Linked DNA regions of Homo sapiens: region 1 is linked to region 2. A link is a contact called in ENCODE Hi-C data. All regions are on one chromosome and are shown on one strand. The core of a region is the stretch at or near the end of the contact, and the rest is flanking DNA. Distances in the headings are between cores, read along the strand shown. Region 1 overlaps TRD-AS1 (TRD antisense RNA 1). Region 2 holds the start of RPGRIP1 (RPGR interacting protein 1).

What was found. Hi-C counts contacts between places; a loop is a spot of excess contacts on that map.
Region 1: a loop to region 2 is called in a map of aorta, with 10 times the contacts of the local background. The contact joins the enhancer-like site here to the promoter of RPGRIP1 in region 2. A Hi-C loop is called at or near these places in 1 of 168 maps with a recorded cell type or tissue (aorta).

Annotation. Positions count from the first base shown.
Region 1 is chr14:22,425,339-22,429,780 of GRCh38, forward strand. All of the region lies in intron 2 of TRD-AS1 (TRD antisense RNA 1), which reads right to left. It also overlaps TRA and TRD. Among named protein-coding and RNA genes, the nearest start is that of TRD-AS1, 55 kb to the right of the region's middle. Within about 2 kb of position 2,518, at least 8 of the 41 ENCODE cell types and tissues checked have a DNase peak (open chromatin) inside an H3K27ac peak, as active enhancers do.
Region 2 is chr14:21,277,913-21,282,609 of GRCh38, forward strand. RPGRIP1 (RPGR interacting protein 1) reads left to right here and starts at 2,171. Exons shown (of 25, transcript NM_020366.4): 1 at 2,171-2,247.

The DNA of each region.
Region 1 (4,442 bases), core at 1,268-3,767, 1.1 Mb after region 2:
GGAAGAGTGTCTCTAAGGAGAAGGAGGGGAAAAAATATCTGGACAAATCCATAAGACTGTATGTCTTCCGTATTAATAACTAATATCTGTTGAGTGCTTACTATGTGCCAGGCAGCATTCTAAGCACTTAACGTGTGTTATATGATTAATCTTCACAACAACCTTAGTATTTACTTTCTATTCTTGTCCTCATTTTACAAATGAGAACCCCAAGGCACAGAAAACCTAAAATACTTGCCCAAAGTAGCATAGCTAGTAAGGGAGGGTGACAGATTTCAGACTCTTGATGCTGCACCAGAGGACACAGCATGTAATTTGGGGAGATGGGGGACCCATAGAGAAAGCCACCTTCAGGATGTGTCAGAACCAAGGGACAACAGGGGCTGTGCCCTCACCACCAAACCTGTTCCAATTGATACTCCCGTGACCATCTGTCAAAAAACTGGGACAACAGAACAATGGTCCCAAATGACCTCTCAAGTGTTTTCTAACTGAGATTTTGTGATCCTGACACAAGCTTCACACTGTCTTCTAAAATCATCTGCATCTCTTCATCTGTGAAATGGGGATAATAAGAGTTCTACCTTCACTGTGTTATAAAATATATAATTATAGAAAGTAAATAAATTGCATAGCTTATAGTAGCTATTTAATAAATGTTACCTATTATAAGAAAAAGCAAACTGCAAGGAAGAATAATTGAGAAGAAAGTGAACTAAATTACTGAGCACCAACGAAATGCAGCCACTTTACAGGTATGGACTCACTTATCCTATGACAACTCAGTGAGGTCATTATCATCCTTTCTGTTTTGCAAGTGAGGATACTGAGACTCAGACAGGCTGGACAGCTTGCTTACAGAAGCAGAGCCAGGATCCGGATCTGACTTGAAGCCTGATTGTCCTGGCTGGGATACTGGGCTGGGAGCTGCGGAATGTCCTAAAGAAATACCTTACCTATAGCAACATCTCATGTAAAGGATGGCTGGGAACAGGTATGTGAAGTCTGGTCATCTTTGCTCATGCAAAGATTGCTCTTGACTCCTTGGCCAGTTTCCAGAAGAAGGGATAGTAGGAGGTCTTCAACTCCTTCCCCCTGCCTCCTCTCCCCTGCTTTAAAACACCAATTGTAATTTCAGCTTCCAGGTTGTTCTCCCGAGATGGCTCACTCCCCTGACTGAAGGAAGACAGCTACTCCCCAGCCCACTGCCACTCACACTCCTGAGCACCACCCCTAGGTCAGCAGCTTTTCTCCCAGGGTACACCATGAGAAACATGAGAGACTGGCCCACATATTCCCTCCTTCTGATGCTTGTCAAAGGTAGTCTCTTGTTGGACTCCCTTAGATCCTCGGGGTGCTCATGGATTCACTGCCTTTTCCTCTCCTTTTCAGGGGCTTGCCTGGAGCGAAAACCATAGGGGTCCAAGGCCGGCATAATGAGAGCTAGAAAAATTCCCTGGGTTTCTGTCAGGTCCATAGAGTTGGTGACTTTACCACCCACATATATCTTTGCTGTCAAGCAAAGTGTGCAAGTTTGTCTCTTCCGTTGTCATCGACTTATCACTTATACAGAGGCAGCAATGGGGCTTGAGATCTGACAACCACAATTCTCTGCATTCAAAAGTGAGCACACGGGTACCAGAAAACACTGCGGTGGATGAAGGTGCAGGAGCCACCGTGTAAAGAATAGAAATTAATTTCTAACTAAATGTCTCTGCTTTAGTTAGGGTCTTAGTCCACTGCAGTATCTTAAACAATACATATTCAATGATAAATTTTCCATAATGACAAGGTGAACAAACTCAGAATCAAAGCTCCTTTCCTACTCTTCAATTCAACACATTACCCTAAAATATTAATTGAAATGATAGGATTATACAGCTTTTTTTTTTGTCAGAGCACTTTATTCATTCTTTCAGTAAATACCATCTCTCATATCTGCTTAATTTTTCTCCACAGCATTTATCACTATTTGGCATGCTACATATTTTACTTGTTTATATTTTGTTGTCTGGCTCTCCACTGGAATACAAGGTCCTTGATGGCAGAGATGAGTTTTTGTCTGTTTTGTTCACTGCTTTAACTCCAGCACTTAGAATAACTTTGGCCCATAACAGACACTCAATAAATGTATTAAATGAATGAGGGAATGAAATACATATGAGTGAGTGCTACGTACCCTGCACTGAGCTGGATGCCAGGGACACAGTGGTGCACAAGGCTGGTGCGGACTCTGCCTTCTGAGATGTTCTCCCCAAGCCTCATCTACCCACTAAAAAAATGCTACTGACCGTAACAAGATTTTCTGAAGAGTTGATTATAGAGTACTCTGGAACACCAAATAACTTACTCTTGGAGAGCAGACATCGAGGCTCCTAAGTGCATTGGATGTTAGCAGGGGCAAAATGAAGAAAATAGTAGCTTTCTCTTTTCTCCACCTTTTCTCTCTTTTGAGTCCCAAGGGTCCCAGCCCTGAGTCTGAGGCTGTCAAAGAAAAAGCGAAACACTTCTGTTTTATTTCACAAAGGAATTTCGCAACGCTTCTCTCCAAACAGACTGGCTGGGGCATGCTATTTCACAATGAAAAGCCACGATAACACAGTTTCCTAAACAAAGGGGCGATTCCTAACTCCCTCTCACTTTATCACCACTGCCACCAAATGATTTTGGTATTCTTCAAGAATACAGAATCCACTGGGTCTTTTTGGGCTTTTTAGCAATTTACACATCCACAAACACATAGGTTTATGAGCGGTAACAGCGTACATTCCAGTGCATGAAACACTGCAGGGATTCTCTGAAGGCGTGCCCTGGATGCTGCAAGGCTCCAAGGCAACAGTCAGCCAGTGGAACAGTGTGCCACCCAGCATGCTCGACTTGATAGAAAAAAGACCCAGTGACAGGGCAAAGGAAGTCAAGCCAACATGCAATTGCTTGTATTAATTTAAATAAAGCCAGGTTCTCAAACTCCATGTTTAAATAAGAAATCTAACAGTCATAAGTTTTCTTTTTACCTGCATGCATATGGGAGAATAGGGAAAGTTTAAATTATCTTTCTGGCTTAAGGACAAAATTGCATGAGTATTTATAACTTTCAGAAAAGAAATGTCAGTCTAAATATATTACTAGGGCAACAAATTATTAAGAAAAAAAACCCAAAGTACAGTCTTTTGGAAATTAAAGTTGCTTTCATAGAATATAGCAGCATTCACTCAGTAACAATTCATTAAGTACCTCATATGTGCCAGACGCTTTTCTAGACACAATGGAAGCACAGCTCTCAGAATCTCAGGAGCTTATATTTCAGTGGAAATAAACACAAAATAAAATAAGTAAAATATATGTCAGATGGAGATAATTGCCATGGAGAGGAGTAAAACAGGCGGGGAGAGAGAGAGTGTTGTCAGCAGGCTTGCAGAAATTACAATTTTAAATCAGGTTGTCAAGAAGGGATACAATAAGAAGGTGACATTTCAGCAAAGGCCTGCGTGTAGGCAGGGAGCCCAGTATTTGGAGTGTGGATGTTTGCTGGACTCCCTCTGTTAGAAATAACATTTTCATGCACATTCTTAAGACATAATCATACCAGCTTTTCTGTAGGTTAGGGAGATAAGGAGTCATTTTTTCTTTCTTATCTTGCTAAGAGCTCTTTCACAAGTAGTTCACACTTTCATTTTTCAAAATCAAGCGATGAAATGCCATTAATTAGCACAAAGTGTGTTGGGGAGTGGACGCGAGGGTTTGGCAAGGAAGCAGTCCTGAAAAGATCAAAACTTACAACATGAACAGGAAGATGACAGCACTGATTATTGACAAACGGAAAATGGGGCATGGCATTTTGAGCCCTTTGCCTTGAGTCTCTCCCTAGTCACGTGACCACATTCTGTGGACTGGTGAGTGTTTCTTCCCCAACCACAGGGATAAGAATACAAAGTGAGTGATGCATTTCTCTCACTGGTCCCCAGATGACTCCACTCTAGCAGCCCCGGAAAAGAACCTGCAGCCTCATCTATACCTGCAGGTTGATGTGCCTCCCAAAAACTGTCTCACTCAGTTGTGGAGCTGAAATCAATCATGTGTTCACCTCAGTGGGGTTCTTGGTTTTTCTTTTCTGGCTTCTCCAAAAAGCCAATCATAGAGAAACCTGAGGACTGTGGAGCCACTATGGAGAAGGCTGGAGTGCCTTTACCATCCCTAGCTCAGCTTTAGGGATTCACCCTCCAGGACCTCTGAGTGTGCTGGGATCACACGGCCTAAGGTAGGCCCTAGAGTCAGTTTCTGTCTTTACCTGCCACCTGACAGGAGTGAGAAGTTTTACTTAGAGGCAGTGAGAAGGGAAGTCAGCAGCCCCAGGGACAGTACAAAGGAGACACAGCCTGAGTGTGTGTTGTCAGAAGCTCTGTCACAGCGAAGGCCTCCTCGGGCATAAAGACCTCACTGTG
Region 2 (4,697 bases), core at 921-3,420:
CAGCCTCCCAAAGTGCTGGGATTGCAGGTGTGAGCCACCGTGCCCGGCCTGAAATTTCTTTAACACAGAACAAAGTCTTACTGTCTACATTGAGAAGTACATTAAGCCTAGTGGAAAAAGTATCACGTAAATTCACTCCAAGATGTAATGAGAATGTTAAGGGAAACTGGTTGCCTGAAAGAGGTAGGAGATGTTTTAAAAATTAACAAAAGTCAGCCGGGAATGGTGGCTCACGCCTGTAATACCAGCACTGTGGGAGGCTAAGGCGGGTGAATCACCTGAGGTCAGGAGGTCAAGACCAGCCAGGCCAACATAGTGAAACCTCATCTCTACTAAAAATACAAAAAATTAGCTGGGTGTGGTGGCGGGTGCCTGTAATCCCAGCCACTAGGGAGACTGAGGCAGGAGAATCTCTTGAACCCGGGAGGCAGAGGTTGCAGTGAGCCAAGATTGTGCCATTGCACACCAGCCTGGGCAACAAGAGCAAAACTCCGTCTCAAAAAAAAAAAAAAAAAAAAATTAACAAAAGTCAGAGGTTCAGAAAAGAGAACACGATTATCAAACACAAACTTGGCTTACTTCAAAATTAATTTTGTCCTGCACTGTCTCTGGCTAGAGCATCTTAAAAAAGGACAGAAAATCCCAGATTTATCAAGAAATAGCTTGGGCAAGAAGCAACCTTAAGTGCATAAAAGCCCAGCTTTTAAATTTTATAAATCTGTCATTTAAACCTGGTAAAATATTATATTGAATTTTCCTCTCTTCACTGGGAAATGTATGTGTCCTGGATACTTTCTCTACTTCCTAATTGTCTCCCTAGCTTTATTTTATTTTATTTTATTTTATTATTTCATGGGATTTAGAGGAAGTCACATGGGGCCCATTAACTATGTGTTCATCCTCCTGGAAATCCCCGAACCTCATGCCAATAACCAGAATGGAGCTTTCTCAATGCACCCATTCAGTGCATTAAAGAGAGGATTTAGGCCAGTCGTGGTGGCTCAGGCCTGTAATCCCAGCACTTTGGGAGGCCAAGGTAGGTGGATCACCTGAGGTCGGGAGTTCGAGACCAGCCTGACCAACATGGAGAAACCTTGTCTCTAGTAAAAATACAAAATTAGCTGGGCGTGGTGGCGCATGCCTGTAATCCCAGCTACTCAGGAGGCTGAGGCAGGAGAATTGCTTGAACCCGGGAGGCAGAGGTTGCAGTGAGCCGAGATCGCACCATTGCACTCCTGCCTAGGTAACAAGAGCGAAACTGCATCTCAAAATAAATAAATAAATAAAGAGGATTTTATGTAACAATTGAGACCGTATTCCACTTAATATATAATATGAATGCAGTGACCAGCCTTGCAGAATTTTTAAGAACATTTAATTTTCTTATATCAAATCCTATTGCTTCATAATTACATCCCAAAGTTTGGTTTCAAAACGGTGGTCACGGTGAAATGGAAGATATACATTCTCTTACTCGAAAGCACTGGCACATGTGGACTGAATAGGCATGTTGATCCCACCAACGGTGCAGTGTTTGTTCTCTTCAAAGGGATCTCAGGGCTTCAGAACAACTCCCACTGTTGTTGCCCTTCAGATAAAGATTTAAAGAATATCGGCCGGGCGCGGTGGCTCAAGCCTGTAATCCCAGCACTTTGGGAGGCCAAGGCGGGCAGATCACCTGAGGTCAGGAGTTCGAGACCAGCCTCAACATTGAGAAACTCCATCTCTACTAAAAATACAAAGTGAGCTGGCTGTGGTGGTGCATGCCTGTAATCCCAGCTACTCGGGAGGCTGAGGCAGGAGAATTGCTTGAACCTGGGAGGCAGAGGTTGCGGTGAGCCGAGATCGCGCCATTGCACTCCAGCCTGGGCAACAAGAGTGAAACTCTGTCTCAAAATAAATAAATAAATAAATAAAAGATTTAAAGATCATCCTCTGAATACCAACAAATTTCTTTTAATCTCAAATCCCGCAAATGTGTTCTCAGCTTTAGTTTTAGTTGAGAAGTGGATCTGTTAAGGACCCTTTAAGCTGCTCTTTCTCCAAGTCAAACATGCATAGAGAAAAAGCACAGCCTTCACACACTCTGATCTACAAAGAGTTAACATCTTAAAAGCTAAACAGAACTGGATTAGCTCCTCTTTTAACAAGCCAGAAGGACAAGCTTATTGGAACCTAGAGTACTAAAGGACACCAGAACATTGAGAGAAAAGAATTAGCGACAGCTATCTGGAGCAAGCAAGAACTGTAAGTTTCTATCTGATGCATATTTATAGTTTCCTATGTCTTCCCTAGGGGTGTTTTTGAGAAGAATGAAATAAGTTTATTCTTTTTTTTTTTTTTTTTTTTGAGACAGAGTCTTACTCTGTCGCCCAGGCTGGAGTGCACCGGCACTATCTCTGCTCACTGCAACCTCTGCCTCCCAGGTTCAAGCGATTCTCCTGCCTCAGCCTCCCAAGTAGCTGGGGACTACAGGCATGCGCCACCATTGCCCGGCTAATTTTTGTGTTTTTAGTAGAGACGGGGTTTCACCATGTTTGCCAGGCTGGTCTTGAACTCCTGACCTCAGGTGATTCACCCGCCTCGGCCTCCCAAAGTGCTGGGATTACTGGCATGAGCCACCGCGCCTGGCCTGGTTTATTCATTTTCTATTGTACCACCAGTCTCCCAGGCATCCAGCACAACATTACCAAGTCATCTTTAATCCTGTCACCCTCTTAACTCTATCTCACGTCCAACCAGTTGTCACATCTTTTGATTCTCCTTCCTCAGTGTCTTCATGATCCATCCTATTCTTCCATCCCCCACCCCCCTCCTTCCCTAGTTCAAGACTTCTTGCCTGAACTATAGCAATATCCTCTTAACACTGTTCTCTCCCCAATTTCCAAATCACTAATAGTAGATGAATCTTCCTAATGCTCTTCCATAGCTCTAATTATATTGCTCTTTTGCTCAGAAATGTATCCACTATCTGCAGAATGAATAAAACTCCTTTTCAAATTAATTAATTTTTAATTGACAATTTGAAATTGTATATATTTATTGTGTAAAATTTGTTGCTTTGAAATATATATATAGAGAGAGTGGAAAATGGCTACCTTGGGCTTTTCTTTTTTTTTTTTTTGAGACAGAATCTCTCTCTCTCGTGAGGCTGGAGTGCAGTGGCTCAATCTCGGCTCACTGCAACCTCTGCCTCCTGGGTTCAAACAATTCTCCTGCCTCAACCTCCCGAGTAGCTGGGACTACAGGTGCGCACCACCATGCCCAGCTAATTTTTGCATTTTTAGTAGAGACAGGGTTTTACCATGTTGGCCACGGCCAGGATGGTCTTGATCTCTTGATCTTGTGATCTGCCCGCCTTGGCCTCCCAAAGTGCTGGGATTACGGGCGTGAGCCACCACACCTGCCCAATCTTGGGCTAATTAAAATATGTATTACCTCATATGCTCATCAATTTTTTGTGTTTGATGAGAACACTTAAAAATCTACTCTTGGCCCAGGCGTGTTGGCTCACACCTGTAATCTCAGCATTTTGGGAGGCTGAGGCGGGTGGATCACTTGAGATCAGGAGTTCAAGACCAGTCTGGCCAACATGGCAAAACCCTGTCTCTACTAAGAATAGAAAAATTAGCTGGGCGTGGCGGCTTGCGCCTGTAATTGCAGCTGCCTGGGGGGCTGAGACATGAGAATTGCTTGAACCCTGGAGGCAGAGGTTGCAGTGAGGCGAGAGCATACCGCTGTACTCCAGCCTGGGCAACAGAGTGAGACCTTGTCTCAAAAAAAAAAAAAATAAATAATAATAATAATAATAATAATAATAATAATCAGAGTAAGGGGAACTGGCTACAAAATTTTAAATGCTTGCCCAGTGATACAGAGTGTAAAAAAGAAAAAAAAGAAGTCTGGGCAGGGTGGCTCATGCCTGTAATCCCAGCACGTTGGGAGACCGAGGCTGGCGGATCCCAAGGTCCGGAGTTCGAGACCAGCCTGGCCAAAATTGTGAAATCTTGTCTCTACTAAAAAATACAAAAAATTAGCTGGGCATGGTGGCAGGTGCCTGTAATCCCAGCTACTCTGGAGGCTGAGACAGGAGAATCGCTTGAACCCGGGAAGCGGAGGTTGCAGTAAACTGAGATTGCAACATTGCACTCCAGCCCAGGCAACAATGTGATACTCTGTCTCGAAAAAAGAGGAAAAGAAAATTTTAATTGCTGATGTCATCAAGCTGGCTTTATACGTCTATCCATCTATCACTAGTAAAGGGTTCTTCACCCTCACTAACCTATACTTGTCCAAGTGCACTGCAATTCTGAATATCACTGCAAGGAAATTTTTTTTTTTTTAAGACGGAGTCTTGCTCTGTCACCCGGCTGGAGTGCAGTGGCGTGATCTCACCTCACTGCAATCTCTGCCTCCCAGGTTCAAGCAATTCCCCTGCCTCAGCCTCCTGAGTACCTGGGACTACAGGCACGCACCACCATGCCTGGCTAATTTTTTTGTATTTTAGTAGAGACGGGGTTTCACTATGTTGACCAGGATGGTCTCGATCTCCTGACCTCATGATCAGCCCGCCTCAGCCTCCCATAGTGCTGGGATTACAGGCGTGAGCCACCACGCCGGGTGGAAGTTTCTTCAGTCTTTCATCCTGTTGAGTTCAAAACAATTGATAAACCCTTTTAGAATCTACATTCCATTTT